Linked DNA regions of Homo sapiens: region 1 is linked to region 2. The links are chromatin loops, found by intact Hi-C in ENCODE. Cell type or tissue: MCF 10A. All regions are shown on one strand. Each heading gives the region's core, and the rest is flanking DNA. Links, peaks and the distances in the headings are about the cores only. Region 1 holds the start of LINC02107 (long intergenic non-protein coding RNA 2107). Region 2 has its middle 44 kb from the start of LINC02119.

The links. Peaks named below come from ENCODE experiments on the same cell type or tissue, not always from the same donor. Only the 100,000 strongest peaks of a DNase experiment are listed, where the experiment ranks them.
Region 1: a loop joins it to region 2, with 18 times the contacts of the local background. A loop is called at or near these places in 13 of 110 quality-filtered maps.

Annotation. Positions count from the first base shown.
Region 1 is chr5:38,017,703-38,033,644 of GRCh38, reverse strand. It overlaps LINC02107 (long intergenic non-protein coding RNA 2107), which reads right to left and starts at 7,948. Exons shown (of 3, transcript NR_147009.1): 1 at 7,886-7,948; 2 at 4,589-4,758. In MCF 10A, for the core only: no CTCF peak of the experiment used is centred there; no DNase peak of the experiment used is centred there.
Region 2 is chr5:38,184,640-38,200,581 of GRCh38, reverse strand. It overlaps the pseudogene PRDX4P2. Among named protein-coding and RNA genes, the nearest start is that of LINC02119, 44 kb to the right of the region's middle. In MCF 10A, for the core only: a CTCF peak has its summit at 7,281 (motif pointing right); a DNase peak (open chromatin) is centred at 7,291.

The DNA.
Region 1 (15,942 bases), core at 4,355-12,354, 170 kb after region 2:
GTGTGTTTTCCCAAAGCCCCATACTTCCTGTATCCCATGGAGGTGTTCCAGTTGGCCACTTGGTCTTTCCAGTAAGACTCATTGAAGGGACAGCATTTTGCTGGAATTCACTTTACCCCCATTCTGCCCTTGGTTCCTAGTCATTTCTTAGCCAATGCATTTTGTAGCCTGAGTCTTGAAAAATTCATTGTAAGTATACAGATCACAATAGACAATAGAGAAGAGATCATTCCATCTAACCCTGCAGTCTGCTCAGGATACCCCAGTTACCTGGGGTCAGACATGCGGCCTCTGGTCCAGAGTCAAATGTGTGGGTTCAGTGTTGTCTGAATATCTTCCCACTGGTAGAACCCACTAAATAAAAGCCCCTTTCAGTCTTACAACTTCCCATGAAGAGATAAATAAAGATGTGCTCTGGGTATTTTTATTATTGTCATTATATTTGTTGTCCTGGTCAGAGAGGGGTCAAAAAGCCACAACATTTTCCTCTGCCCAGCTATTATTGTCTTCCAAAAGACACAGTAGCACATGCTCAAGAACAGGATTTCTCAACACAATCTAAGAAGACAAGATAAAGAAGCTAAGTCTCCTCTGTCCTGGCCTATGGCCCTCAGCTTCTCATTTCTGACATCATTTATGAGGAAGGCAAGTTCATTGTTTCGTTTTGCTGCATCTGTTCTCAAATTATGCCATCTTTCAACAACAGCCTAATTTAACATTTTTAAATCATTCCGACCACCATATGCCATCCAAAGTCCAAAGTAAATGGTATCTAACCTCCAGCTCTGAAGACATACGTGGCTGTGGCCAAGCCTACTTTCAAAGACTCACTGTTGTATACTATCACGTGCTTAGGCCATTTTTACATCATTGTTAATCCTTTCATTCCAGAATCCATCTGGGATCAATTCATGATAAGAACACCGTTCTCTTTTGGGACACTCATCCAAGACTGGTTTTCCTAGCTTAAGACTCAAGAGATTCCACTTCTCCAAAAGTGTTAAGTTGAAAAATCCAGTACAAATAAACAAGATCAAACAGGGCCAATTGTATCTACCTAGAAATAATGAGAGGGCACTTTTTAAAAAATACATAAAAGCACTAAATGAGTGCTCAATACCACTAATACCTGGAAACCTTAGGCTCAAGACAAGTCAAACAAATTCCAAATGCATCTAATCCATGTTAAATATTTCCTGTCTCAGTGACCAACAGGCCATGTTAAAACCAGTCCAACTCCTTTTGAAGGTCTCGTTCTTTTCCCCCACATGAAGGGTAATGTAAGGATTCTGATCAGTGATGCAAGATTGCTAATTCTAATTGGGTAATTTTTCCCCATTAGTCAGAGATCAGCCTTGCCAACTTGGAGGCCTCACATGCTTTGCTGCCATTGGGAGCTAGCTGTCAAACTCCAGAGCTAATGGAAATATATTCTAAAAGCCAAATTCCACCCTTCACTTGCATGGTGACAGTTCCTAACCAGGTGAGAGAGCTTCGACCCCATCCCAAAGTCTGAGACCTTCAGTCTTTCTTTGTCATCACCTTCTTCTCATGTCATTGTCAACAAATCCCCTTTGACAACCCTCTCTCTTTTCCCTTGGAAAATGCCCAAATTCTCCCAAGAGAGGAAGCACTATCTTTCTAAATCTTAATTTAATTGGAAAAGAGAGAGCTGAGATTTTTAAATTCAGGGCAGAGGCAGACTCATTCATTACCACTTCAAGGTCCAGGATTTGGGCTGATGAGCAAATAGATCAATCATATTGGGAGGTGTTCTGTACCTTCCTCTGTTATAACTCTAATTCCCACAGTCAAAAATATACATTCAGGAATAAACAGGCTGGTTCTCTCCAGTGTCTTCTCAACTGATAGTTCGTAACTGGTATGATAGTTAAATTCACGTGGAGAAGGATGCAGATTCATTTGCCAGACACAACCAAGACAGGGCCAACACCAGCAGGGGCTTCTAGAACTAGAATGAAGTTTCCCTGCTTCAGATCAGAAGAAACTCAATTGGAGGCCCAGTCATGTGTCTTATACAAGTGCCTAACAACATACATAAAATCCCAGAGAGCTGTGTATCTAAGTGAGCCAACACTAGTTCACAAGCAGCAATGCAAAACCCCTTTCTTCCTCTGCCCCGTGGCAAAAAGTAGGTCTGTTCCATTTGTTTACAACCATTGCTGTTACTTTCCAGCATAACCATAATCTTATTTTGTAAATCCTATTCCTGACACACCTCAAACCATCTGCCCATTCTTTCTTGGGTTAGCTTGGGGCTGTTTGGCAAATGTCTGTCATTACCTGTAAGTGGAATATTTTTTAACAGAGTACATGCCCCTTGTAAAGGCATGTTGCCATGGCTGCTAGGTGCTCTGAAAAATCTCCTTTGGTTTTTTTCTTGAAATCCAATATGGCTTTAGTAATTTTTAATATGTGTAGAATTAAGAAGAGACAAAGAGGCATAAATACAACCCATTAGGCTTCAGATTCAAAATAAGTTTGTACACGCTCTCAGTCAAATACAAGGAATTGGCTAAAATTTTATTAATAAAAGTATATTTGTCAGTTTGAAGGAAGAGAAGACTTAGCCTATGTTTCAGATTCAGACTTGCAAACAGTTTTGAGGGGAACAAGTGATATAGTCTGAGCCGTAGAACTTCCACCATTTCTTGTCCCCATGGAGTGGGACCAGGGTTCTCAGCAAGTCACTACAATCTGTCTTTGCTTCATTATTTTGACATCTTCTCCTTATTTAAACTACAAGGTGCTGAGAAAGACCCAGAACCCCAAACTGGATGAAGGATATGTGATAGGCAATTCACGGAGCACAGATACAAATGGACAAAAGTGAGAAAAAATATCTCACCTTATTAGTAATCAAGAAAATAATAGAATAAAATAACAAGGTCACTGTTAGCCTCTAAAACGGCAAAGATTAAAAACAATGAAAATATGTAGTGAGGGTGTGGGGAAATGTTCACTCTTAAGCACTGCTGAAGAAAGCAGAAATTCATACAACTCTCCTGGAGTCACTTTGGTAGTATCTAGCAAAATTTTTCTAGTACCTACCTTTGGCTACACTTCATGTATATACACACACACACACACACACACACAGACACACACACAGACACACTCATGTGAATTTAAAAATTATTTATAGTGGCATTACTTGTAAAAGCCAAAAATTAGAATTAGCCTATCAAAAGAGAAATGGTTACATAAACTCTGGTTTACCTACCCAATGGACTAGTTTATCTACCCAATACACTGCCATTAAAAAGAATGAGACAGTTCAACATCTTCCGATATGAAAAGACTGATATATTGACAATTAAGACAGCAACTTACAGAATATTAATATGTTCCAACTTATGGAAAAACAATGATTTACCTAGGTCTATAACAAAATGTGAAAAGGAGACTCTTTTTCAGCTTTGTCTAAGGCCCCAGAAGACCCAGAACAAAGCAAGAGGCAATTAGTGGTCTCACATTTTAAAATGAGTTTCTAGACCACCTAGACAGGACTTGCAAAGGAGACAACTGCAACCATTAGCCCATCACTCGCCTCAAGGCTATAAAAGGACTGAAACTGAAAATGCTGAAAGAATTCCTTTGGAATGATTTTTCAGGGTGTGGTGGTGTTTCCACCTTTACCTCTTTCTAAGTAAGAGAGGTTTCAAGGAGATCTCCCTGAATGCTGGAGTCTGCCAAGTGTAGACTGGCACTTGATTCAAGACCAAAGATCGTCTACTAGCAAGAGGCTGCAAATTGCGTGCGGAGGCCCAGGCACTGAGAGAGCTGCAGTGCAGCAGACAGGCCCAGGTACTGAGAGAGCTGCAGTGCAGCAGACTGCACATCTCCCAGCAGCAGGAGCCAGAGTGCATCAGTCTTGCCCTTAGGCCATATGCAAGGGAGCCAGCCAGGATGGTCTTGAAAAGGGCCCCACCTGTAGAGAGGTTGACAACACTCCACCCATAACCTTCCTATCTCTTGATCACATTCACACACACACACCTACTGGGTGGAGGGCAAGCTTTTACTCTCCCCAGCCAGCACCTGCATCTGTCAGCGGCTGCCCACAAGCCGCGGGAACCCACTAGATGCACCAAGAGCCAGAGTGCCTGGGGTGATGGGTGGGACTTGAAGGGACTGGAAGAGTTGTTATTCTACATGATTGTCCAAGAGTGTGAGAATGAATCTGCATATTATAGTTATAGAGACAGCAAGGGGAAACTGTTTTCTACCTGTACTGTATGGAATCTCATGCTTTCAATATGATGTTAACAATTACACAGGTAAAACAGAGAAAAGGTCTGGAAATTTACACACAAACCAATTATGATCTCTAGAAAGCAGAGTGTGGTTAGAGGATGAATAAAAAAAACTTATGTATTTTACTCTATACACTTCTTTATAGCTTGATTTTTTAAAAAAACAAACATATGTACTTATCTCTTTTGTAAACAAAAACTTAAAATACACACACACATACACACATATACTCACTGTATAAAAATTCAGAAAAGTAAGAAAAAGAAAACAAACAGACCATAAATGTAATTCCACTCCTCCCAGATCTCACCTCTGTTAGTATTTGATGAGTTTTTATTCACATCTTTTTTATGTAATTTGCTTGGAGCAGACAGGGCCTCATTGGGCATCACCAACAGTCAAGTTAAACAAGCAAGAACTTCAAGGATTGTTTACTGCTGCCACTCATATATTCCATGGGTATTTTGACCATATGAAAATCTGGGTATAGGAACAAAGAAAACCAATTTGATACTTATGAGTCTGTCTCCCTTAGCTCCCTTAGCTTAAAATGTTCATAATTAAGATGGAGGTAAAAATTATCACTGTGACATTTTATGCACTGGCTCTAGACAGTAGCAAGGTAGAGGACTAGAAGATTAAGATTTACTGATCCCCTTATGAAATCACAAATGGGTACTTTAGTCAAACTTAACAATACTTACCAAGTCTGTCCAGAAAGCTCATTTGAGCCTCAAACAAACAACCTAAATGGAAATTCAAGAGAAGACTTTATCTCCTGTCTGAGATTTACACAAAAATCAAATCTGTTACAGACTCATCTAAAAAACACAGATAACCGACTTGAGACCTTTAGCAAATGGAGTGGCTGCTATACACGTGGAAATTACCTCCTTCTTTGTTTTCAATTTCCTGGGAACCAGGGAGAAGTTCCGGTTTCTAAACCTTGAGGCAACATGAACAATGAACAATTGTTAGCTAGAAATAGCAGATGAAGCCTATTACTACACGACGGAAAGTAGACTGCACTGTCTTAAGGTTGTGTTTATTATACAGGCCTGGTGGGTAAAATGATACGGTAGAGAGTGAGTGTCCTGCTCAGTAGAAACCTCTGAGAAACCCTCCACTCCAAGGGAAGCATCCAACTTCTTTCTGTTTTTCCTCTTGTTGAGTATAGGCTTGGATAATTACATGTAATTTCCCAAGTCTGTCTTCATGAATGAAACTTCTTACCAATTTCTACCAAAACCCTCTACCAAATCAAATAAAGATAAGGTCAACAGAAAGCCAATACCATGCAAATGGTCAACAGAAAGCCAATACCATGCAAATACGCAGTAAAGGTCTTCATTTTTTTTTTTTTTCATTTGAGTGGCAAACCAAAAATCTTGAAAAGTTAACAATTCCATGATCCAGCAAAACAGCAACAGAACACAAAAGCTTTCCCTTGGGTTAGAATATGAAAACTTTTTTCAAGAGTAAATTCAATTGAGCTGAAATTGTAAAACCTGCAATGGCAAAGTGTATTTTTTAACCAAATTTGTTGGAAGCCAGTCATACACAGAAAATAAACCCAAACTCAAACTAGTACTGAAGTCCAGTTTCCTTTTAGCATTTTTTTAAAAAGAAGAAAGAAAAATAAACTTCCTAGACTTGAAAATGCAGCCTTTAGAACAAGGTTCCAAGAGTTACTCGGATGTTGGCTGATGCTTACAAACCAATGCTAACAAGTGGAGTGTAAATGAATCAAAACCAGATAGATTCCATTTCCCTTCAAGTAAATGGAGGTTGGAGACGGGGAGGTGGTGGGAATGCTTCCCAAAATGTGAATTTTACCAAAACCACAGTGTTCTGTATAAAAACTAGAGAAATATCATCTGAGCTTCAACTAGGGCTGGGTTTCAAAGAGGTGACATGAAGAGGGAGAAATGACACCCAGGAGCACCCTTCTGTGCCAGGCCATGAGCTTCAGGAACACTGGTTTCACCCCCACAATAAACGGCACGGCTGGCAGGTGTTCTCCCCCGACTTCAGAGATGAGAAAATGAAACGGGTGTACTCGCGTCCCCTTCTCTAGGTCATTCAGCCAGGAAGTGATCCTGAAGGCCGTCTGCATTAGGAAACAGTGCTCTCTCACCTCCTGTGCTCTTGTTCCATGAGAATCATTGATTACTTCAGCAAGTATGATGTAATGATGCTTTAATGAGGCCATTTTGGAGCATTCTACCAATGCAATGCTAATCTTGTCAAGGCCAACACCTGTGCTGACTTAGATAGTGCCTATGGGAGAACTAGGTAAGGAGAGGTAGAGAGTCATATTTTTTGTTTTTGTTTTTGTTTTTGTTTTTGTTTTTGTTTTTGTTTTGTTTTAGAGACAGAGGTCTTGCTTTGTTACCCTGGCTGGAGTGCAGTGGCACAATCATAGCTCACTGCAGCCTCAAACTCCTGAGCTCAAGTGATTCTCCCACCTCAGCCTCCCAAGTAGCTGGGATTACAGGTACACACCATAATGCCTGATTAATTTTTACATTTTTTTTTGTACAGACAGGGTCTCGCTATGTTGCCCAGGATGGTCTCAAACTCCTGGCTTCAGACAATCCTTCTGTCTCAGTCTCCCAAAGTGCTGGGTTTACAGGCATGAGCCACTGCGCCCAGCAAGAGTCTTATCTTGATTTAACTTAGGATCACCGTGAATTTATGTCATAAATCCAAGTTACTCAACTGTGGGGCAGGCCTGTGCTTCACCTGCATTACCTAACTCCTTTAATCCTCAAAATGACTATGGGCTTTATAGCATTTTTATCCCTATTTTATGCCTAAGAAAACAGGCTTGGAAAGGCTAAGGAAGAGGCAGAGCCAGGATTCTCACCCAGCCTGCCTGACCCCTCCGAGTCCAGATCATGTGCTCTTACCCCCTTCACAAAACTAAAAGGTTAATAATTCTAGAAATTATGCAGCAGTGGCTTTTCAAGGTATGTGGTTATCACTGATAGCAGCTTCCTACACATGTATTCATTTATCCAACAGGTATTGATTAAGTGATTACAATATATAAGACTGGGGGGTTATAAAGAGATCAAAAAATGTTCAAGTTCTTGTCCTTAGTCTCAAGCCATGTACAGCCCAGACTTACTCAGTTCTGGATTTTCCCCTGGTCTTCTGGCTACTGTCCTTTATCTTTTCAACTCACTTGTTATTACAGCAGTTTATTTCTTTTGGACATGTCCAAATTTCTGGTTTAGATAAGTCTGTCCCTGAGACAAGTGAACTTCATCAAGAGATAAATGAATGGAGAGACAGCTTTAAACCAAGGGCCTCTGGCATTCATAGAGTATCAGAACTTGAAGGGATCTGACAGATGGAGCCTGTATTGGTCAGAGTAGTCTACCTGCTATAACAAACAAGCCCAAACGTTTACTTCTTGCTCTCACAAAATTCAAGGGGTACGTTTCTGGTTGGGCCTCTGTCACACCTGTGGTGATACGTGGGGATCCAGGTCCTCCCCTGCTGTGGCTCCCCCATCTCAACAAAGGGTTTCAGGATGCCCCAGACTTCATCCACACAGCAGACAGAAGGCAGAGAGAAACGTCAGAGCAGGCATACTTACTTCTAACTGACTCCTCCCATTCCATCGGCAAGAGCTAGTCACAGTGCCACCTTCACGCCAGGGCCTGGGAGGTCTGTATGCAGGTTACCGGGAAGAATAAGTCAGTTTAGTGAGCATTCGGCCCATAAAACCACCGTGCAGGTGAGGAAACTGCTGCAAAGTATCTACTGCTACAAAGTGCCTACGCGAATCAACCAGTGTCACATAGAAGCAGATTCCATATTCCACTGCAGCACTCTTTGCCTACAACATTGATGCTTCCTAAAAAGACGTGTCTTGCTTTTATTTCTTATATCACACTTACTATATAGATTTAAAAAATACAGAAAAACTTAAAGAAAATAAGTTTGCACTATACTTTTCCAACATAGTCGCTCTTTATGTTTTGATGCCCGCTAACCTCTTCCACGTGTGTACCCTTATTATATATCACACAGACAAATTTTAATTATAAAATGTTCCAAACATACAGAAAGCAGTATAAAAGAAACCTAGGGATGCGCCACTCAGATTTAACAAATGTTAACATTTTACCACATTTGCTCAGTTCTCTCCTTTAGAAATAAAATGGATCCAGCTGAAACTCATCTAATTCTTTCTCATTCCTAAAGGAAATGAAGAAGTGCTATCCTAAAGCTGGTGTGTATAGATCCTGTGAATGTTTCCGTACTTTTACTCTATATATATAGATAGAAACGTTTTTGTACTTTTACTGTATATATATAGATACAAATATATATACTGTATATATATAGATACGAATATATATACTGTATATATATAGATACGAATATATATACTGTATATAGATACGAATATATATACTGTATATATATTACAAAAAGTACTGTATATATATACAGTAAAAGTACAAAAACGTTTCTATATATATATATATACAGAGACAGTCTCATTCTGTTATATATATATACATATATATATATATACAGTAAAAGTACAAAAATGTTTCTATCTATCTATCTATCTATCTATCTATCTATCTATCTATATATATATATATAGAGAGAGAGAGAGAGAGTCTCACTCTGTTGCCCAGGCTGGAGTGCAGTGGTGTAATCTCGGCTCACTGCAACCTGCACCTCCTGGGTTCCAGCAATTCTCCTGTCTCAGCCACCTGAGTAGCTGGGCTTACAGCCGTGGGCCACCCTGCCTGGGTAATTTTTTAATATTTTTAGTAGAGATGGGGTTTTGCCATGTTGACCAGGCTGGTCTCAAACTCCTGGCCTCAAGTGATCCGCCCACCTCGGACCCCCAAAGTTCTGGGACTACAGGTGTGAGCCACTGCACCTGACCTTTACTATGCAATTAGATTCATAAAATGTATATTACTTTTGTACATTTTAGATTTTTGCATAAGTGATACAATGCCATATGTATTCTTTTGTACCTTGCTTTTTTCAGTCAGCATTATGTTTTAAGACTTACCCAAGTTGATCCATGGAGATTATTTTCATTCAGTTGAACTAGATGTAGTATTCCATTGAATGACTAAGCCACAGTTTATTACTCATTCTTCTCATATACAGTTAGATTGTCTCCATTTTTCCCTTCACAGTAGTTTTAAAAAACAAAATTAGCATCAAATTATACATACAGATTTGCTGCCTGCTTTTTCCATGTAACATAACCTAGTTAAGCCTAGTAGTCACATATATTCTTTGAGAATATTATTTTTAACAGCTGTATAGTGCCCTCTCACACGAACATACCAAAATGTATTTAACCAATTCCCTCTAGTGGAACATTCAGGTATTTTCCAATAATGTGCTATATAAATTATACTTCCACGAACATCATTTTACGTGCACTTTTGGCATATTGACAAACAGAGAAAACTAAGGAGTGCCTGTAGAGAGGGAAAGTGCTACTATGGCAGCAAAGCAGCACTGTTCTGGCCCCGCACTTTCTGGGGCAAATCCTACCAATTCCACTTACTAACCATGTGACTTTGGACAAACTTAACTTCTCTGTGTTTCTATAAAATGAGATCGATGAGAGTAGTTTCATTAAATCCCATACCAGGTAGAGTTGTAGACTTTCTGCTTTATTATTTCTTTAAATTCCCCTGAAGGCAAGCAAGGGAAATCCTGCACCTGAGGCTCAAACATGTTTACCTAAAGCAAAGTGCCACTCGGAGGACAAAGAGTCATGAGATTTGAACCACTCCAGAACAGTGCCCGGTGCATGGCAAGTATTCAGTAAGTTAGGTTCAACACACACACACACACACACATATATAGTGAATACGCATTTGCACACATGCATACATGCACTCACCCACACACACACATGTGCACACACACATCTATACCTCTATGATAATTTTGGCTATGTGATACAGTGCTATTGTGCTTTTGTTCTATCCCAACTTTTCCTTATTGATAAAGCTAACTAATCTTCTCCCTATGTTTTTTTTTTTTTTCCATCTGGCACATCTTGCTTTTGCTGGCAATTGCTTCTTCGACCCCCCAGCAAACCTTCACTACCCAACACATTATACACTCAGAAAGTGCCACTAAAGCCCATTACTGACATAATGAAATTCTCTGACTCCCTCTTTCCATTTCAACCAAGTGGTCTGTCTATCCAAATATTTTCTCCCCCAGAGTCCTCCTGTCTGTCTTACGAATGGTGTCCCACTTCCCAGCTGACATCAAACCTGTGCAGATTACCTTTTCAAGCAAATGTAAATAAACAATAAAGCACAAAACAAAGAAGCCCACTTGATTTTTTTAGTTCTTCTAGAAATGGCTCAATAAAACTTCACTGGCCACAGGAGACTTCCCCTAATTCAACTAAACAAACACTGTTCCTTCTTCTGTTAAGAATGTCATCGGGCAGTCTAATGGGCTTTGAAAAACTCTTTGGAGCTCTGCACTGGAAAGGAAGATAAAAGGAAGCCACGGATGAGCAGTGAAGCAGTCAGGCTCGGATCCCTGCCCTCACCTCTGAGATCAGCACATTCCGAAATCTGATGAGATTCATAAATTCACAAGGAAGTACTTACTGCACAATTTGCCATGACAATTTCCAAATGGCTTAGGGTGATCATGACACCTTTAGTCTCAGAATGCCAGGAGAATACTTGAAAGGCCCTGAATTGATGAAAACCATCATGGTTAGAGCTATTTTCATATTATCAAATATGGTTTTAATTAACCTCAAAAAAACAAGAAAGAGGTTTCTAGAAAAGACAACACATACACCCCCCCAACCCCCGCCACACACCTACTTCTATATGATAAACCTAGCTGAAAAGGGGATAGGTCCCACGCCACATTTCATGAGAAAATTAGCATCTTTCAGTCTCTCTGGAATGTATTTGTGTTCCTTAGACGCGAGCTCAGTTTCACACTTCCAACTCCTTAATATTAATTCCTTTTCTTATTTCAGCCTGACCAGAACAAATTCTGTCCTGAGGCATCTTAGCAATAAAATCCAAATGGGGTTTTGCCCTCTGGCCTATAACAACTGGTGTCACTCCTATGAGACCATGTCTAGACTCTTAAGGAAAGTTAGGAAAGATGTCATGCTAGATTGGCTATTGTGTTTTTTGAATTTTGGGAAGCTAGATTACTCCCCTGCACATTTTTATACCCATGGGAGTCTCAGATCTGGACTCAAAATTGAGGGGATGTAGGAATAAAGTAGATATAAATCTTGTCTACTTCATCATCATGTCATCCAAGCTCATGTTTTCTTCATAAGAATGCCTTTAAGAAGTCAGAATGTTATAATCTTAGGTAGATGCCTATTTATATCTTTGCTACATACCTTCTTTTTCCAAGGTTGGGTTTTTTTGTTTGTTTCTTTGTTCATTTAATCTAGGAGATTAGTAAATAGCGTTTTATTTGAGGGTGGTTAGCATTGATTGAATCATACTCTATGGCTTTGTCTTGACAATTCACTCTCAACCATTCTTTTATCAAAGAAAGGAAAGATAAGAAGTAGAAGAGATAGAGGAGAAGGAAGGGGAAGGAGAATAGAAAGGAAGAAGGAAAATAAAAAAGGTAGGAAAGAAGGAAGGAAGGAAGGAGGGAAGGAAGGAAGGAGGGAAGGAAGGAAGAAGGAAGGAAGGAAGGAAGAGAGGGAGGGAGGGAAGGAAGGAATGAGGGAGGGAGAAACAAAGGGTGAATGGGCATCATTGGCCATAGTATCTGAAAGAAAATAATGCATTGGGTATAAAGGCTTCAACTTTATCCCAGAAAGGCTTTAAACTCTCAGTACATTCTTTTTAGAAGTATAGACGCACAAAGTTACACCACCCTTCAGGCATGAAACAACCATCCCACTCAAATACAAGGCTTACAGACATGGTAATGAACACAAAGAGCACCACAGAGCTCCTCAGAAGTGTCAGTGTTGCTTAACATTTTATTTACTATTTATTTATTTATTTTTGGGACAGAGTCTTGCTCTGCCGCCCAGGCTGGAGTGCAGTGACACCATCTAGGCTCACTGCAACTTCTGCCTCCCAGGCTCAAGCGATTCTCCTGCCTCAGCCTCCTGAGAGCTGGGATTACAGGTGTGCACCACCACACCCAGCTAATTTTTGAATTTTTAGTAGAGACAGGGTTTCTCCATGTTGGCCAGGCTGGTCTCCAACTCCTGACCTCAAGTGATCTGCCTGCCTCGGCCTTCCAAAGTGCTTAACATTTTAAATTAATGCAGACTTACATTTCTAGGCTTTTCTTAATATTGCGAGTTTTGCTGATACCCAAACAAAATGGACTTCCCTCAAGTGGAATTGAATTTGCCTCATGGTAACTGTTGCACAGAGCCTAACTTGTTAGGAGGTAGGATAAAAGAACACTTTTTGTAAAAAAGAACACAAGCCTGGGAGTCAAATGGGCGCAGTCCTGCCTACAACTGACAGTGTCTACCCTGGACAAGCCATTTAACCCCTTAAGAGCCCATTCCCTCCTCTGTAAAATTACTCATTAAAATGAGTACTCACTTGGGTTAGATCTATGTTGAATATCCTCCTAGTAGTGCAGCCTTGTAAACAGTCCCAGAAGGACGTGTCTTGCCATGTTGTAATTCAGCCTTGCTATACCAGGATGTGGGGATGGATGGGAGTAGGGAGGCAGGGGTTGGATAAAATGAGAGAAATCAAGGAATCTCAGAGCATTTCCACCGTTAGCATCATTCCCACACTCTGACTTCTGGGAACTGCCACATTTTTAGCACCCTGTTATTTGGAGAGACACAAGATAGGAAGATGCCACAATGAGACATTTTCTTATTCTGAACCCTCATCTAGCTCCCCCAACCGAGCTGGGGGTGGAATGGCAGAGGCAGCAAAGGTCACACTGCTAGGAGTAGACTGAGCATTAGAGAGGACACATCCAGAAATGCAGCAGGAGCCCATCTTGGTGCATGTGTCCCTCACTTCATGGGAAGCCATGTGCGTTCAAACAGCAGCTACACAAAGCACAGTTTTGCAAAATCACTCTTCAGTCATCTATGCAGGAGATGTTAATCCTGCTCCAAGCATCATAAGAAGGTTGTATTAAATGTCTGCTGTTGATTTCCTTTATGAGGTTGGTTTCTGCCCAACAGGTCAAGTGAGGCAGGACCAGCAGAAATTGAGAGCGAAAGAGGAAGGGAGCCCATATTCACAGAGAATGTGCTCCAAAATGCAAATGACTGGCCAGGCACCGTGGCTCACGCCTGTAATCCCAGCACTTTGGGAAGCTGAGGCGGGCAGATCACCTGAGGTCAGGAGTTTGTGGCCAGCCTGGCCAACATGCTGAAACCCTGTCTCTACTGAAAATACAAAAATTAACCAGACGTAGGGGTGCGTGCCTGTAATCCCAGCTACTAGGGAGGCTGAGGCAGGAGAATCACTTGAACTCAGGAAGTGGAGGTTGCAGTGAGCTGAAACAGCCCCATTGCACTCCAGCCTGGGCAACAAAAGCGAAACTCCATCTCAAAAAAAAAAATGCAAATGACAAATAGAGGGCTTGGTTCTTAGGACAATGGTTAAAGAGCAGCAAAGAATATGCTCAAATAGATTTGAAGTCGGTTGCTAACAAAATCACACAAGGCAGCAGGACATTTGCTGTAGAAACAGTAAATATTGCAGTCAGCCAAGAGACAATATCTGACTCACAGGCAAATAACGATGTATAAAAATTGTCTTTTTTTCTTATTAAAGATTTTTTCAAATTAACACATTGAATCTTTTCTTTTGGTTGACAAAGCCAAAAGACAACTGACACCCAAAGGGAAGAAACAACCAGGGAAAAAGCCAAGTTTCTAAAAAATTAAGACATTTCTTCCATTTCTTTCCTAGTTAATAACTCAGGCTTCTCTATAAGGAGCAAAACTGCACATATACAATTGGCCTTCACTTTGTGTGTTCATAGTCCCACAAGAACTAGCCAAGCCTGCAGAAAGTCTTGTCAGAGCATTGTCAGGCTTTAGACCCTAAGGCCTGGAAGGGCCTGCAAAAAGCTTAGTAAATGGAGACATTTGGGCGAGCCCCCAGATCTGGGAAGTCAGGCTTACAAATGGTCAAAACAGTCAACGTTTCCTATTGCAAGTCCTAGGTAGTCATTAGTGGTGGAAATCCTGAGTAGTTTGATGGTGTCATCCCTATTTTCCAGATCAGAGGTGAGGATAGAAGTTGACTAAGGAAGGTATCCAACCACCACCTGCAGCGTCAGGGAGTGCTGGAATCAGGCCTCAGCCTTGTCTCCCACAGCCACATCAACCAGCCTGCTGCCTGTCAAGGCTCCTAGACACTCGCTCAAGATTCCAGAAACTACTCCAGCTTCACTCAATGTAGACTCACCTCCACTGTCTGTCCCTGCTGCTCCCTGCCCCACACTAAGAGACTCACCAGGAAGGTCTCTTCTACTCCCATCTCTAAGAGAACACAAGGATTGAAGTGCTTGCAAATCCCCTAAGAGTTCCTTAAATTTTCAAGGTACTATTTTAACCACCTCCTCCATCCCTTAAAGCCTGAGGAATTGGACAGGCAGGCAGGGAAGCTGTTTGGCTCGGGGATGGAAGAGTCACTTGGCCGCTTCCTCTTCCTTTTGCCTCCCAAGAAGTAATGGAGTAGTAACACAAGTCTCCCCTCTTTGCCACCCCATCCACCAGACAGGTATGGCCAAGAACCAGAAAATTCTCCATTCTGGAGACTGTCCCCACCTCTTCGTAGGTGCCAGTGGAACATTTGCTGGGGGAAGAAAAACTGAAGCTGTTTGTTGTCGTTTTTTAATCGTCGAGAAAGATTTATATTCGTTTTACACTTGAATAGAATTTTTTAGGGAAGAAATGATGAGAATTGGGGCTGAAATATTCCATTTATTTGGGAGCTTGGATGACTGTCACTTGGCAAATTAAAGGCACTTGTGTCGGGCTCAGGAACACACACACTCTCCACTACTCCTTTCCTTAGCCACATGTGGTAGTTTTCACTTTTTACAATAACTCTTCATGGGAGAAGGATGAAAATTGCACTGAGCTTTTCTTACAACTTAATGAAGTTTCAGGAAAGAAATCCGAGCCTTGCTCTGGCGCTCTGATGCTGCATCTTTGTAAACAGTGTGGCAAGGGGCTTTGCAAGATTTATAGGAAACGGCATTGGCAGAGAAAACGTTAGCTCCTGCTCCGGCCCCATAAAGCTATGCTATTGGCTTTGTAAAGCTCTCCAAAAAATGAGATGGAAAACAAACTGAAATCAACACCATTCAGTTCACTGCTAGCCAGGGGCCTCTAAAGTTTATCAATGGGGGTTCACCTGCTTCCCAAAAGAAAAGAGTTTTGTCCCTGAAATAAAAGGCTTGTAAAATCTCTCCCCTACAAGATGGTAGTGACATGAGGATTTTCAAATCAGGGCAAAATGATAGGAAAGAAATGGTCATTTTTTGCATGTCAGAAGGTGAATTTGATACCAATGTCTGTTAGGCAGAGACAGCCACACAAGTAAGCATATGCAAGGAAGCTCTTCACATATGGCTTGGGTTACCTAGAACCAAGTCATTAATTGGGGGTGGCCAGGCTAATTATGAGATTGGAAAGGG
Region 2 (15,942 bases), core at 3,111-11,110:
TGTGACCATCATCACGGGAGACAAGTACTCTCACATTCCAGGCCCAATTCAGGAGACACATACCCAACCTCATTGTTACCAACCTACCAACAACATGTCAAGTCTCAATCTGGACAAATTATTAACTGCTGCTTGTGAATTGGTTTGTCATAATTCAAGCTCTCTCTTCTTCCAGGCAAAATGAATGACATGGTTATGTACAGCCTTAAGTTTTGCTCCCAGAAAGATTTTCCTTCCCTATTGTCCTTCAGGGCCACACCAAGTGGGGTTTTAAAGCCACAACAATCTCTATATAACCAGGACCTGCACATCATGTGCACCAGCTCTAAACCAATGATTCATGTTTCTGTGGTGGCCTGTTCTTAGCAAACTCCCCATGACATCAGAGGTGTGAGCTGAGGGTCATGTAGATTCCAGCAAGCTGGCAGTGTGAGCTGCCCACTTCTGCAAATTCCTTGTGCCTTCAGAAGCTGCTCAGGCCTAGTCCCATATCTACCACTTGCATTTGATGGTGGAACACTGATGGGTACATCTGACTTTGTGGTTAGTTGGATCAAATAACAGTTGATGATAGGCAGCCACGTTACATGGCCACCTGACGTTTCGTGCCCACACTGCTGGGCACAACTGACTTTATGATTAGTTGGATCAAATAACACAGTTAGTTCACGATAAGCAACCAGGTTACATGGCCACTTGATGTTTTGTCGTCAGGGGTTCACTTTCTACTAAGGCTCCGTAGCAAGTCCTCAAAAGAAAATAGTTGTTGATTGAAATAGAATAGCTTTGCTCAAAGACTCTCAGGGCCTTTGCTGTGATCTCCTGTTGGGGGTTGCAATAGGCTCCTCACAGAAACTCAAACTGCTGCAAATACTTCAAGATCCACTGGACTCCTGAATCAGAAAGTTGAGTGGTACTGCTAGATCAGATGGAGAACTGTCTCTTGTTTGGGTATCTTACACTAAGTTAAATTAGCTAAAAGTGATTCAGAGCAGCACAATGCAAATATAACTCACACCCCACTCAAAATCCAAAGAGGCGTGCCTAGCTTTTTGCCTCTTGGTAGGAGGTGTCGGGTACAGGGATGTGCCTTCACCCAGGAGGAGATATATTGACATGCCCTAGCCCATTGAATTTCCCAAGCAAATTGAAGTAAAAAGACCTTGTATTTGGGGAGGAGGATTATTCCTCTACTCTCTAGGTCCTGAATCTTACCACACCTAATTATGCTTAAAATAACCTATAATAATGCTTGAAGGTCATTTGTCTTCTGCATATCCCTATGCAGGGTTAAATAGGAGTTACAAGTATAATAATTGCAAAAGGAGTAGCTAGCATTTGTTTTGTGATTATCATTTTCATCGTGCATGTATTAACTCATTTAATCATCACGATAGCTCTACGAGATAAACAATATTACTATCCTTATTTTGAAGGGTCACCATCCCTGCACCTTCCTTTTCTTTTTCTTTTCTTTCTTTTTTTTTTTTTTTGAGACGGAGTCTCACTCTGTCGCCCAGGCTGGAGTGCAGCAGTGCCATCTCAGCTCACTGTAAGCTCCGCCTCCTGGGTTTTCGCCATTCTCCTGCCTCAGCCTCCCGAGTAGCTGGGACTACAGGCGCCCGCCACCATGCCCAGCTAATTTTTTTATTTTTAGTAGAGACGGGGTTTCACTGTGTCAGCCAGGATGGTCTCGATCTCCTGCCCTCGTGAAGCGCCTGCCTCGGACTCCCAAAGTGCTGGGATTACAGGCGTGAGCCACCGCGCCTGGCCTGCACCTTCCAATTAGCACTAATCTGCATGGGTACATTCCTCCTTCCCCCACTTCCCAGAAACGTTTGCTTTCTTTCTTTTTTTTTTTTTTTTTAATATTTTGGTAGAGCCCTCCAGCCATTTTCTTTGGGTCCTTCCTGCCATGAAATATCTTTCTTCACAAGTGAGGATTCTTCTAACTGTTAAATATTGATTTTAACTATATGCCTAGGGACTGGTGAAACAACCAGGTATGATGGGGATCTCATGAAGCCATATTTGAAGTGGATTTGGGCAAAACGTCACTAATCTCATGGTCTCCATAAGCCCCTTCTCCAATCTCTAACAATTTGTTAGTTTAGAGTCAATGTCAAAATAATCTTTCCCTGGTACTCAGTTACCATGGTAAGTGGTCTTCAGTTATCTTTGGAAAACTAGGAGGAAGGACCGATTCTTGTCCTTGAGGTATTATGGCAGTCCTACCTTGGTGTTCCAACTTCTTTATGTACTGCCCAGGGCCCTATCTGTCGTCACTTTCTGCCATAGTGGCTTAGCTTCCATCAGACACATGGTCACATAATCTGGAAGTTATGTGTTTATTTAATATCTCATGGGATGAAGTTACTGATAATTTTCAAATTAGGCATCAGGGCCTGAAAGTGAAGTTTCCCATTTAGTTCTTCAGTTTAGTTTATCAAAATACTTTAAAGTAGGAGATTTTTGTTTTACCACCAGGTTTCCAACAGGACAGACTTTTCCATACTGGTCAGTGTACGGGGACACTTGACTCCAATACAGTATTTTATTTACTACTCTGCTAACAGGAGGGTCATCCATTCTAAACTACCTTTGGATTCCTTTTTCATCAATAGTGAAGAAACCTCTAAGACTGTGGCCTGAGTTCTCCAGATACATCACCATAGCACTTTAAGATCTGATGGATAAAATCTGAAAGAAATGAAATTTTCCCCGGGCTCCAGTCCTCTTTGTTTGCGAGGGGTGGGACTTCATACTAAATGGGTAAACTGTGAATCAGCAAGGCATGGATCACTTCAGTGTTTAGTGGTCTAAGTTCTCAATTTTGTCACTAAAATTGATTATTTTAGTTGGACACATACATGTAAAATCAAGGAAAAAATAGACATTTTCCACATTACCCATTTAAATTGAGCACTTTAAGTTCTCCATTGATCACAGCTGCTCCTCCTCAGTAATTTGAATTTTGGTTTTGCTGAAGTGCAGGTAGGGTCAAGTATGAACTGATGCCTCTCAGTGTTTAATCATCTGCCCATGTGAAAGTGGCACTGCTATCCACAGTCCTCAAGCCTCTCATTTCCTCATGGAGGTCAGAGATTGAGAGGGTGGTGGCTGCTTTAGTGTTCTTCTTTCTTGGCCATGAGTTTATACTACACAAATTTTGGCAAATCCACAGCCTCTCACCCTGAGAGTTCTTTTTAGCTATGCAAATCCAGTAGGAACTTGATGAATTACTCATATACCCATGGACCTTCAGGATCGCTTAGCTTCTGCCAAAGATCCTTGATAGCTAAATTATTCGCATTACCGAGTCAACTCTGCTGCCTACCACAGTAAATACACCCCCATTGTCTCTGCTGGATAAGTGCTTCTCCTCTGCCCCCATCACTTCCCAACCAGCTCCCCAACCCCACTGGAAACAGAGAACCTGTTTCAACTGTAGCACCTTCTGCTAGCATACCCAGCCTACCCCAAACAGCCACGAAAGCACTGTTCAAAGATGGCAGGTCTCCTCTCCAGTGTTATTGCCAAAGGCCTTAGCAAAGGCCTTTTTGGGTCCTCTCCAGAAACTCAGAGGGATAGGTCCTGGTCAAACAGGCTACATTCACTCCAGCATTCCCATCTCTCAAGATTTTTTGACTTCTTTTTCTACTTAATGTTAAGAAATTGATCTCATAATATCACTTAGTGGCTTCAATCTATTCACCAAGCCAACAACTGAGATCACTTTCAAATGCTGGAACTAAAGTCACTGGTAGGTGCACCTGTACTGGTAAGTCCGGTCCAGGCTAAAATCATGCCCTTCCCTCTTTGGCCAGGCAACCTGGGAAAACATTCTTTTTTTTTTGAGACAGAGTCTTACTCTGTTGCCCAGGCTGGAGTGCAGTGGCGACGAGATCTCAGTTCACTGCAGCCTCCACCTCTCAGGCTCAAGCGATTCTCGTGCCTCAGCTTCTGAAGTAACTGGGATTGCAGGGGTGCGCCACCACACCTGGGTAGTTTTTATATTTTTAGTAGAGACAAGGTTTCATCATTTTAGCCAGGCTGGTCTTGACTCCCGGCCTGAAGTGATCTGCCTGCCTCGGCCTTCCAAAGTGCTGGGATTACAGGCATGAGCCACTGCACCCGGCCTGAGAACACATTCTTATGTGACTCCCTAGATTGTTGCAGATAAAATGAGAAAAGTACCACAATTTTCTGTTTTGTTTCAGTACATAAGCATTTATCAACATTCATCTTTATAAGTGAACCCCAAGGGCATTGCTAGTCCTGGGACAGAGGAACTTCACCATCTTTTGTTTGTTTTTCTAACCCTGACTATACCTCTGTAAATATTCTCTTCACTGAAGTCTCTCGAGTTAAATACTCTGCGTGTGTCTTCTGATACTGTGTCACTTTCCCAAAACTCAGAATCTTGAGTAGAGTTTTTGACTGGCTGAGCCCGGTTTATTTGCTTACATGCTGGTATCCACCGAGTAAAGAGAAGGACTGTGAGTTTCTGCCTTTCACCAAGACTCACTCATGGAGATTTCTCTGAAACAGAAAAGATGTCCCACAAGGATCGGTAGTTTTTAAAAAGACAAATGTCCATTATACTGGGATTGACAAGTAATTCTACTTGGACAGAAAGGAGGATATACATAGGGGCAGTGGAAGGAAATTGGGCTACAAAAGCAAATGAGAACTTTATTAATTCAGAAGGGCTTAAATGCCAGCCAAAGAAAGATATCTCATGAGATGGGAAATGGGCTGCCACTAACAGTCTTGAGTAGAAAAATGACATGTAATCTGTGCTTAAGCAAGATCCATCAGGTACAAGAGTGACAATAAATCACAGGAAGGAGAGAATGTTACTTTCTCCATTGAATTGTAAGCCTCACAGGGGCAGGGCCTTGTGGACTTGTTTAATGTTTCTCTTCCTGGTGACTAGCCCAGTGCCTGGCAAGTAGTGGATATGCAATCAGTGCTTGTGATGGAGAGCAAAGAGGCAAGGATGAATTAGGAGGCTACTCAAAGTTAGCCCCCGTGAGAAATAATGAAGCCTGAATGAGAGGGTAGAAAAATAACATATATTTAACATTCACCCTATACCAGGCATTTAATCTATATTATCTGATTGATCTCACAATTACTTTTACGAGGTACATATTTGTTTCAATTTTACAGATGAGGCTCGAATAAATTAAGGGAAAAAGTCCACATTCAGATATGCAATAAATAATGGAGCTGGGATTTGAACCCATGTCTGGCTCTGAAACTCCCCCTTGTCCAGGACATCATGCCAGGAGGGAGTCAGGACAGGGGGAGGTCAAGAAGGCACAGAGGTAGGAGAGAATCGCAGCTGGCCAGGTCCATTTGGTGGGACAGAGCATGAGGCAAAGTGGAGGAGTTTGGGGCTTTGAGCTGGAATCCCAAGGAGAATTGTGATGACGTTAAAAGAAATAAAGCATTCAAGGGGACTTTCAGGGATGGGATGCTTGGGTCAGATCTGGACATGCTGCTTGCGGGTCCTGGGGGGACATCTAGATGGAGCTACCCATCAGGCAGTTGGAAACGCCAATCCAGATCCCAGGACAGAGGCAGCAGTAAGGAAGCAGACTTGCAAGTGCCCCATGTTGAGGCGATTATTTGAAGCAGTGAGCATAGATGAGAAAAAGTTAGCCAAGGTCGTGATATAAATGTACCTGGTCCAAGCATGGTATGCAGGATATCTGAATATGCACAGATCCTAAGGTATGTCCTGAAAGTAGGTCCGCTTTACTGAATCTTCTGATCAGCAGTTTTCTTGAGGTTTTCACATTTACTTAAGTAGAGTGTGTTGGCAGGGGGTGAAAAATACACACAAGAGCCCTGATCAATGAAAGTTTTGCTGTGGGTGTGACCTATGTCCTGTAACTTGCTCAAACTTCTCAGAGAGGGAAACTTTAAATATCCAAGTTAAGAACTACGAATGCTGACAATTCTCTGTCTGGGAGCTGAAGATCCAACCTTTAGAGGCCATGACTCCTCAGGTCACGTACCTGTTACAAGGGGCTTGATATGGTTTGGCTCTGTGTCCCCACCCAAATCTCATCTCAAATTGTAATCCAAGGAGGGACCCAGTAGGAGGTGATTGGATCATGGGGGAGGTTTCCTCCACGGTGTTCTTGTGATCATGAGTGAGTTCTCATGAGATTTGTTTAAAAGTAGCACTTCCCTATTTGCTCTCTTGCCCTATCCTGCCACCAGGTAAGACGTGCCTTGCTTCCCCTTCACCTCCAGCCATGATTGTAAATTTCCTCTCTCTGTCTCCCTCTCCTGCCGCCAAGTAAGATGTGACTTGCTTCCCCTTCACCTCCTGCCATGATTGTAAGTTTCCTGAGGCCTTCCCAACCATGTGGAACTCTGAGTCAATTAAACCTCTTTCCTTTATAAATTACCCAATCTCAGGTGTTCTTTATAGCAGTGTGAGAACTAATACTTGGCTTCAGCTGGTTAATCCCCAGGGACAGTTTTCAGGATTAGATTTTCGTGGCAGTGTTTCCTCTCCCTTCTACTCCCCTCCCCATAAAGATTTAGTGGGCAGGACTGACTTGTCTGAAGGGGTCCTCTTGGCTGGGGGCCTTCGAAGAAGCCAGATTGTCCCCTTAAGAGTAGTCACTACTATAAGCCCAAAAATCTTGGGTCCCTGTAATGTGCTATGTGCTATGTCTCCGGCTGACTTGCACTGCAGCCTAGTCAGAGATGGCCACCTTTGTCTTTCTACAGCAAATCAGAAAGGGACACAAAATTTCTATTTGAACATAGATAATTCAAAACAGCTGAACTTTTTTAAATGAAGAATCTTTTTGCATGCAACGTTCGATAGTGGAAGAATACCCTGATTAACTTAGGAAACTATTTTACCCTAACTTAGTTATGAACGACCAAAAATGTGCCTTTACATCTGTTTAGGATGACATTTTGGGCATCTAGTACTACATTACAATCTCCATGAGACAATAAACACATAGACTTGTTATTTGATAGTTGCATAATTGTGGTTTTCTTCTGCTTGTTCTCAGAGGTGGAGAGCTGCCTGTTTGCTTTTTATTCCTCTTTTTTTTTTTTCCAGGAGAAAAAAACAAATGTAAAACACACCAAACCAGAGGGAAAGAAATAGTCAATATGCCGCTGCTGCATGTAAGCTGCAAGTTTATTTGCCTGTTTACTCTCTTTGAAATACCTGTGAAGTGCTTTGCCGGCGGGTTCTCGTCCACATCCTCTGAGTGGCAATGCTCATTCACGACCAGCAGAGGGCAGGCACGACCTCCTAATACACCGGGAAGGCCATTTTGCCAGCACCAGGAATAAAGGCGCCCTTGCCATCTGTAACCTCAACCATCTCTCTCAACCACTGTAGACCTAATTGCCATGATAAAAACAGATCTGTATGAGCTTTGTAGTCACACGGTCTTGGTTAAATCGCAGCTCTGCCACGTATTAGCTGTGTGACCTTCAACAACCTACATAACCTCTCTGAGCGCGTTTCTTCCTCATTTCTAAAGTGGGACTATTAATAATACCTACTTCATAGGCTTCTTGTGAACATTTAATCAGTTAATATATGCAAGGCACTCAGAACAGAGCCTAGCACATGGTAACCTATTATATTTATTGTTATTACTAATAGTATTGCATTAAACTCTTTCATTCTCTCTCTCAGGACTCCAACTAAAGTGTCCAAGGAGAAGGGACACCACTCAAGAGGAAGGAAGAAAAAGGCTTTGGTGAGTCTCAGGCCACCCCAGGAATCTCTGGGTGATGGAGAAGGGAGCTACAGAGATGTCTCTGCTCCAGCAGAAGAACAGAAAGATGGTTCTAACCTGGGGTGAGAGACACCAAATGAGCTAAGCTTTCCTGTTTCATTCTTTCCCTAAAGGCAGTAAGACCTGAGCTTGGGCGGTGGGAAGGTCCGCAGACATCTGGTACAAGAAGGGCTCCAGGCAAGCAAAGAGCTGTTCCTCCCAGCTGCATTCAAGCATGGTGCAATTAGCTGCAGCCTGGGGGATCGTCACGAACCTGGCCACCTGGGCACCTCTCCTCAACATCTGGGTGAAGGACAAAGGGAAGGCACAAGCTCCGAAAAAGAGGCCTTGGAGGTTATTTTACAACAAGAGTGGCAGAGGCCAGGGAAGCATGTGGGTGTTCTAGCTGCTTTTAGCAAAGCCATTCATGTGGTAGCTAGAAGTGATGAGGCCCTGGCCGTGTGGTGGGCAGGCAGGGGCAGGGATCCATGGCAGAAAGAAGAGGGTACACTTTCCTGGAGATGTTTCCAAAACCCCTGGGTAGGGATCTTGAGGTGAGCTCTGGTAAGCGTCTTGAGGACAAGGACCACATCTTATCCAGCCTTGTAGAGTAGCAACTGTTCGGGTCATAGGCTGTGAATAAATATTCCAACTCTATCTCCTTCTGACACATGATAGGATGGCACTTCCCTGCTCACTGGAAGTCGATGTGGCCATGTGACTTTCTGTGGCTAATGAAAGGTAAGCAGAAGCTTTCAGAGCCAATGCAGACTCTACCATATTTTTTTCCTGAGCAGGCAGCTAAGGGCTCCTCCAGGAGCCTGTGTCCCTGTGTGACTCTGATGAGCAGAGTGCCCCCTAGGCTGACTTGTGGCTGACATGCAGCCATTGAAATGTCAGGTTACTGTTTGTTTGTTACAGCAGCAGACCCCAGCCTGTCCTGATTTAGACAGCAGCTCACCTTTGTGTAGCCCTCTGTCACATCCAGCATGGCTTTTTCACACTGCATCACCTCATCTGATCCTCTGGAAAGCATGTGAGGTAGGTCTGTTATCCCAATTTACCAGCTGAAACTGGATCCCTGAAAGCTTAAGTATCCAAGGTTCCAGAACAAAGTGACAGAGCTGGGAATCCAACCCAAGCCCCAGGACGCCAAATCCCATGCTGTTCCTCCCCCACCATCCTCCCTAGTGTGATGACACTCAACAAATGGGTACCGACTGAAATTGAAATGATAATACTGGCCCGCACAGCTGCAATCATCATCATCATAGCACTTTCACGAGGGCAATGCTTTTTCTTGGTGTCATGAACACATAATGTAGGATCGCCAGTTTTATAAAGAGCAAAGGTTAGTAAGAAGTGATGTCTACAGTGTCTTACATGAAAGTTAGACATCAGACATTGCCTAGGGAAGGCTCTTACTGGGACGAATGATCTAACATTTATTGTAGTGTTTTGTTTTTTTTTTTTTTTTTTTAGACAGGGTCTTGCTCTGTCACCAAGGCTGGAATGCAATGGCACAATCTCGGCTCACTGTGACCTGTGCCTCCCAGGTTCAAGCTATTCTCCTGCCTCAGCCTCCTGAGTAGCTGGGATCACAGGTGCATGCCACCACGCCCAGCTAATTTTTGTATTTTTAGTAGAGACAGGGTTTTGCCATGTTGGTCAGGCTGGCCTTGAACTCCTGGCCTCAAGTGATCTGCCTGCCTCAGCCTCCCAAAGTGCTAGGATTACAGGTGTGAGCCACTGCGCCAGGCCTATTGTAGTACTTTGAAAATCAGCTTCTGTAATTAACATTCTCCATGGCTCTGGCACTCTCCTCACACCACTCTGCTCCCCACAAAGTCCCTAACCACAGTTCCCCTGACTCTGAGCTCCTGCATTCTTTCTATCTAAACTCTCCGTCAGTCATAGTTACCTGTTCTAGGGCCTCAATCACTCAGGGCCCATTTTTTTTTTCTCCTGGGAAACCAGCAACCTACTCCAGCTAACTCATGCAAAGGCTGATGGTATGTTATTGCTGCGACTTGTCACACTTGTGTTTTAGCCTGGCTCTCTAGTCCAGCAGTGGGATTTCAGAGCAGCTCACAGGCTGCTAGGGGAGCTATCTCAGCACCGGCCGACTTTTGATTACACCTCAAATCACATCCTGTTGTTGGCAGCCAATTCTACTTAGCCTAAGACCGCTTTCTGCATCCATCCATCCTTCACTGCTGACTTTAAAGGGATCAAAAGAGCCCTGTGTATTTTTCTAATCTCCCTAATCCTCGTAACTATTCCTGTGAGGATGCAGGTATCATCACTACCATTTTTCAGATGAAACGAAGGCCCAGAAAGTTTTAGTGACAGACCCAAGGTCACCCCTGTGAGCCGGTGGCAGAGATGGGAATGGAACTCAGACCGGCTGGTCTCCCAGGCCATCAGTCTCCATTAGACCCTGCTGTCTCGCTGAATTCCCCCTGCAGTTTTAATTGAATATCATGTTCTTCTTCACTTCCTGCCCTAAACAGGGCAACAGCTGCCGCTCACCCTCCTGAGCCGGCTGGCGGTACTTCAGTGGTGGGTGAAGTTATGCTGGGGTGGAAAGCGGGTGAAGCGTTTCAGGATAAAAGGACCCATCAGATTGGAAGATATTCACGACGGTATAAAAGGGATGCCCTGACTTTCAAATGACATCGTGTTGGGGACCAGGCTAAGAGGGAAACTGCTTGGGAGGGTGAGTATGGGAGTTGGAAGGATGGGACACTGTGGAGGAGAAAAAAAGATGCGTGTGTAATTGGATGGAAACTTTCGGCAAAAAAATAAATAAAACCATGGAGCACTGTTATTGGTGAGAGGCCCAATATGCGACATGGCTGAACTGTCCTGGGTTCATGTTCTTTTCTTGAGAACAATGCTTAGGGTTTCAAGGGGATTAAAAGCAAGAGGACTAAGATTCGCTTTGCCCCATTCCATCTGCTGCACAGTTTCTACAGCAGCAGTTCTAAAGCTTTCGGGTGCAGCAGAAGGACCTGGGACACTCGGTAAAAGTATTGGTTTCTAGCCCTCTCCTGAGAGACTGTGGCTCAAGAGAGTTTGTAATTGTCTTGTAGGGCACACTTAGGGGAAGGCAATCAACGGTCATCCAGCTTCAAGAACTTGTGCCCCTGCCTCTCATATACATTTTGGAAAGGTCTTTTCCTTTGGGAATCAGAGGAGGAGGTCTGCAGGGGAGTGGCTTGTGTCTACAGCTGCTAAAAACAAACAAACAAAAAAAACCAATAACTCTACTCCGCAAATGTGAGGTTTGGGTAAGCATAGAGCAGCCTGCTGTCTTTGTCGTGGTCACCACCATCAAAGCATTTGCAGGAGCCTGTCTGCAGGTGGAGTGAGGCTCCTAATTACACTTCAGGGCACAAGAACCTGTGAGGAGAGGGGAATCTTGCCCTTGGAAATATGAGCGGTTTGGTCCAGGCCAGGAGGAAATTGAAAAACTTTCCAACCAAAACGTTTACTTCCCGAAGAGATAAAAAGAAGCTCAGGGTCATAAATCCGGGCCAACACCCAGGCCCCGGAGGTCAGACGGGAGGCCCAGAGGCGGATCAAGGCAAGGAATGCAAGGCGAGAGTCCCCGGCCAGTAGGGAGCCCCAAACACACAGATCCAGGGGCTCAACAGGCACCCAGCGGACAACCCTCAGAGGCCCAGGGCTCCGGGGGCTCAGGCCACTTGTCTGTGGCTAGGCAGCAGGGCCTTGGAGAAGCCTCCAGCCCAGACCCCCCTGTGCTAGCTGTCTGCCCTCTCTATGTGTTGCAGAGTTACATATTTTCTGGAACCCTCCTTAGACATGTTCACGGAAAAAAAAGCAAATAATCAGGGAAGATGGTATAAAGAACTGGCAGTCTCTGTTTTCTCAGCCAAGAACCTGAGCAGAACCAGGCCAGCTGACCAGGTGCCCAGCTTCAATTCCCAGAGGGGGGCTGTCTGCCCAGCTGTGCCCCGTGCCTGGCAAATGGGTGCCTAAGGAGGCAGCCATCGTTATTCTCAGGAACCTATGAAGGGCTCAGGATATCATGAATTATGACTGCCACAGCGAGGACTGAATGATGACTCAGGACACCTTTTGCTGTTAAGTTCCATTTGCGGGCGCTTCTCATTTTCAACAAGCAGAAATTCCTCCTCTGGGGACTGTTTCCCATGCTCCCACTCATCTCAAAGTCTCAGTTACCCCAAAGTTATGAAAATATGCAGAAAGGTGTCAGAGCCAGGGAAATGTGGTCAGAGTAGAACACAGGCTGGTGGGGAGGAGGGCATTTCCAAGGGCAAAATGTGGGCCCACTGGTATTAAAACTTCTCTATTTCCTACATTTTACTTTCTACAGCTAAAGTGTGAAGCAAATCATTGTCCTGTGACCTGAGGGGAGGGTGGAGAAGCTTTAAATGATTTAAACTTGAAACTTGTTCCCCTCCAAACAAAAATGGCATTGTAATGTTAGATAAGTTCTTTACCCTTTCTAGGTCTCAAATTTTTCTCCCCATAATGTAGCTTCCATTTCATCTGGTAAGCAAATCCTGAATTTTAACTGCCTCAGAAGGACCTTGAGCTCTGTGCTTGAAAGGCAGCAAAAGCCGAGTGCAATATTAATGTATAATTATTTACAATACAACCACAAACTCAATTTAAAAGCCAGTTGAAGTGTAAGGAGCAAACCACAAAGATACAGGTAAACATTTAAAGTGGAGACATCACGGTTCAACAAAGAATTGATTCTCTTCTAGAGCAATCATCTCTAAAGCCCATCTCACATTTCTGAAATGCTGTTACAAATAAAACAGAAATCAGGACAAGAGGAGGTGACAAGAGGCAGGAAAAATGCCAATGATCTGGATTTGGCCAACTTCCTGATGGTGGGCATGTCATCCCGTCACTCTGGCCCTTGCTTTCATCGTGTTTTTTGTCTAAATTGCAGCCAGAAAACACATAAGCTTACCCTCTTAACCATTTTCTAGTGTACAGTATTGTTAACTATATGCCATGCACATTGTTGTATAACAAACAGAGCTCTAGAAAGTTCATTCGGCATGACTGAAACCCTATACCCATTGAATAGCTCCTGGTTCCCTGTGTCCCCAGCCTCTGGCAACCACCATTTGACTTTCTGTTTCTATGAGTTTGATTACTTTAGACACTTTACAGAAGTGGAATCAGGCAATATTTGTCTTTTTTTGTGATTGGCTTATTTCATTTAACCTAATGTCTTTAAGGTATGAACCTTGTTGTAGCATGTACTAGGACTTCCTTCTTTTTAAAAGCTGAATGATATTCCATTTTGTGTATATGCCACATTTTCTTTATCTATTCATTCTACCGATGGCTTTTAGGTTGCTTCCACATCTTGGCAATTATGAAGAATGCTACAATGAATATGGGTGTGCAAATGTCTCTTCGAGATCCTGTTTTCAGTTCTTTTGTAAAAATTCTCAGAAGTGGGATTGCTGAATCATATGGCAATTCTATTTTTAATTTTTCAAGTAATCTCTATACTGTTTTCCATCATGCTGCACCATTTTACAATCCCACCAACAGTGTTTTGTCTTCAGGATTGCACTGCTGAAGCCTGTTTCTTCTCCTGTTACAATTGGAACAAGGGTTCCAATTACTCTACATCCTCATCAACATTTGTTTTCCTGTTTTTTTTTATGGTGGCCATCCTAATGGGGGTGAGGTAATATCTCACTCTGGTTTTGCTTTGCATTTTCCTAATGATTAGTGATGTTGAGCATCTGTGAATATGCTGTTGGTCATTTGTTTATTTTCTTTAGATAAATGTCTGCTGAAGTCCTTTGATCATTTTTTTAATTGAGTTATTTGGTTTTTGTTACTGAGTTGTAGGAGTTCTCTATGTATCCATCATTGAGTATGATGTTAGCTGTGGGGTTTTCATATATGACTTTATTATGTTGAAGTAGTTTTCTTCTATTACTAGTGTGTTGAATGTTTTTATCATGAAAGTTGTTAAATTTTGTGAAATGTTTTTTCTGGATTAACTGAGATAATCATGCCATTTTTGTCCTCTGTTCTTTTGATGTGGTGTATTATATTTATGAATTTTTTATGTTGAACTATCCTTGCATCCCACAGATAAATCCCACGTGATTATAAATGTATAATTCTTTAAATGTGCTATTGTATGCCATTCTCTAGTATTTTCTTGTGAGTTTTTACATCAATACCCATCAGAGATACTGGCCTGTAGTTTTTTTTCTGGTAGTATCCTTGTCTGGCTTTGGTATTAGGGTAATGCTGGCCTCATAACATCAGTTTGGAAGTGTTCCCTCTTCTTCAATATTTTGGACGAGTTTGACAAGGATTGGTGTTAATTCTTCTTTGAATGTTTGGTAGAATTCTCCCATGAAGCCATCTTGTTTTGGGCTTTTCTTTGTTGGGAGATTTTTGATTACTGACTCAATCTCCTTACTAATTATAGGTCTGTTCAGATTTTCTACTTCGTCATGATTGAGTCTGGGTAGGTTATAAGAATTTAACCTTATATAACCTGTTTCTAAGAATTTATCTGTTGTTTCTAGGTTATATAATTTGCTGGTATATAAGTGTTAATAATAGCCTTTATAATCCTTTGTGTTTCTGTGGCATCAGTTGTACCTCCTCTTTCCCGATTTTAGTTATTTGTCATTGTGTTTAAAACGAGGTTGTTGAACTAGATGATTTCTAAGGTCTTTGTAGCTCTGAAATTCTTTGACGCCTCAAAATAACATTTTAAAATGTATTATAAAATATTTAAGACATACAAAATGATATAAAGAAGAATACAATCAATGCCCACCTAGCTTAAGAAATAGAAGTCATCAGTGCAGTAGATAACTTTCTGTGTATCCTTCCCCAAGTGTGCTCTCTGTTCCAGAAGAACTCACTGTTCTGAATTTTGTATTTTTTATTCTCATACATATATTTATGCTTTTTATTATATATATGTGTGCATGTGTAAGAGAAATATATATTTTGTTTACTTTTAAGCTTCATATTAGAAATAAAATATTGTATTTATTAGTCTACAAGTAGATTTTTTTCTAACATTTTGTGAGCTTCATCCTTGTTGATGCACGTAGCAGTTGTTCATTTCCCCTCGCTTTACCCCCACCCCCGTTGTAACACTTAATTATATGAAGGTGCCGCAGTTTCGGTATGCATTGTTGATGAACATCAGGTTGTTTTCATTGTTTTGTTTTAACAATCTTTCTCCAAATATCCATGTATATATCTCCCTGAGCGCTTGTGTGGGATTTGCTCTAATAGAAAACTACCAGGAGGATAGCAAATGTGCATTTGCACCTTGACTAAATAATGCCAAATTTTTCTCTAAAGTAATTGAACCAATGTGTACTCCCACCAGCAGGGCATAAGATCTCCTGTTATTCAATATCCACACCATCACTTGGTAGTATCAGACATGTAATGCCCATTCATACATTTTGGCATAAAATGGTAACCTATTGCAGTTTTCCCTATAATTTCCCTGATAACCACTGTGATTGTTCATTTTGTCTTATGTTCAGTAGCTATTTGTGCTTCCTCTTCTGTGAATGGCTTCCTCATTATTTTTTGCCTGCCTCTGATTTTTACCATGGGTGGACTGTATTTACGCTCTATCCCAGGAAAGACATAGATTGCCTGACCAGATCTCACCACTGTGAACCGCATTCTTGAAAAATTTCTAACATAGCTCCCACTTGTGCCACAAGACTGTGTGGGCGAGGATCACCTTTCCTTAGTGCATTCAATGTACCCATGTTTCCTTCATACCAGCCAGTGCAGGTGGCATGAGTGTACCTTCCAGGGCAATGTACTGTTTAAAAATGTGAGTCTCCCATCAGAGAGTTGAAATTCAGAGTTCTCACAGCAGTTGCTGCTAAGCCGATGTTGCTTCTATCCAGATGGCCATGTGTACCACCCGATATGGAGAGACCTAAGCATGTGCTGGAGGGAGGCCATGCCCACTAATCCTCCACATAAAGGGTCATGGAGTTATGGCTCATGCTCTAATACTTAGAATTTCCTGGGTTTTATGGAGAAATGTGCATTCCTGATATTTTTCAAAGTTGCAAAATGCTGATATTTATTTAGAGACGTGTCACAAGTGAAGCCAAAGGAAATATGCCCAAGATTG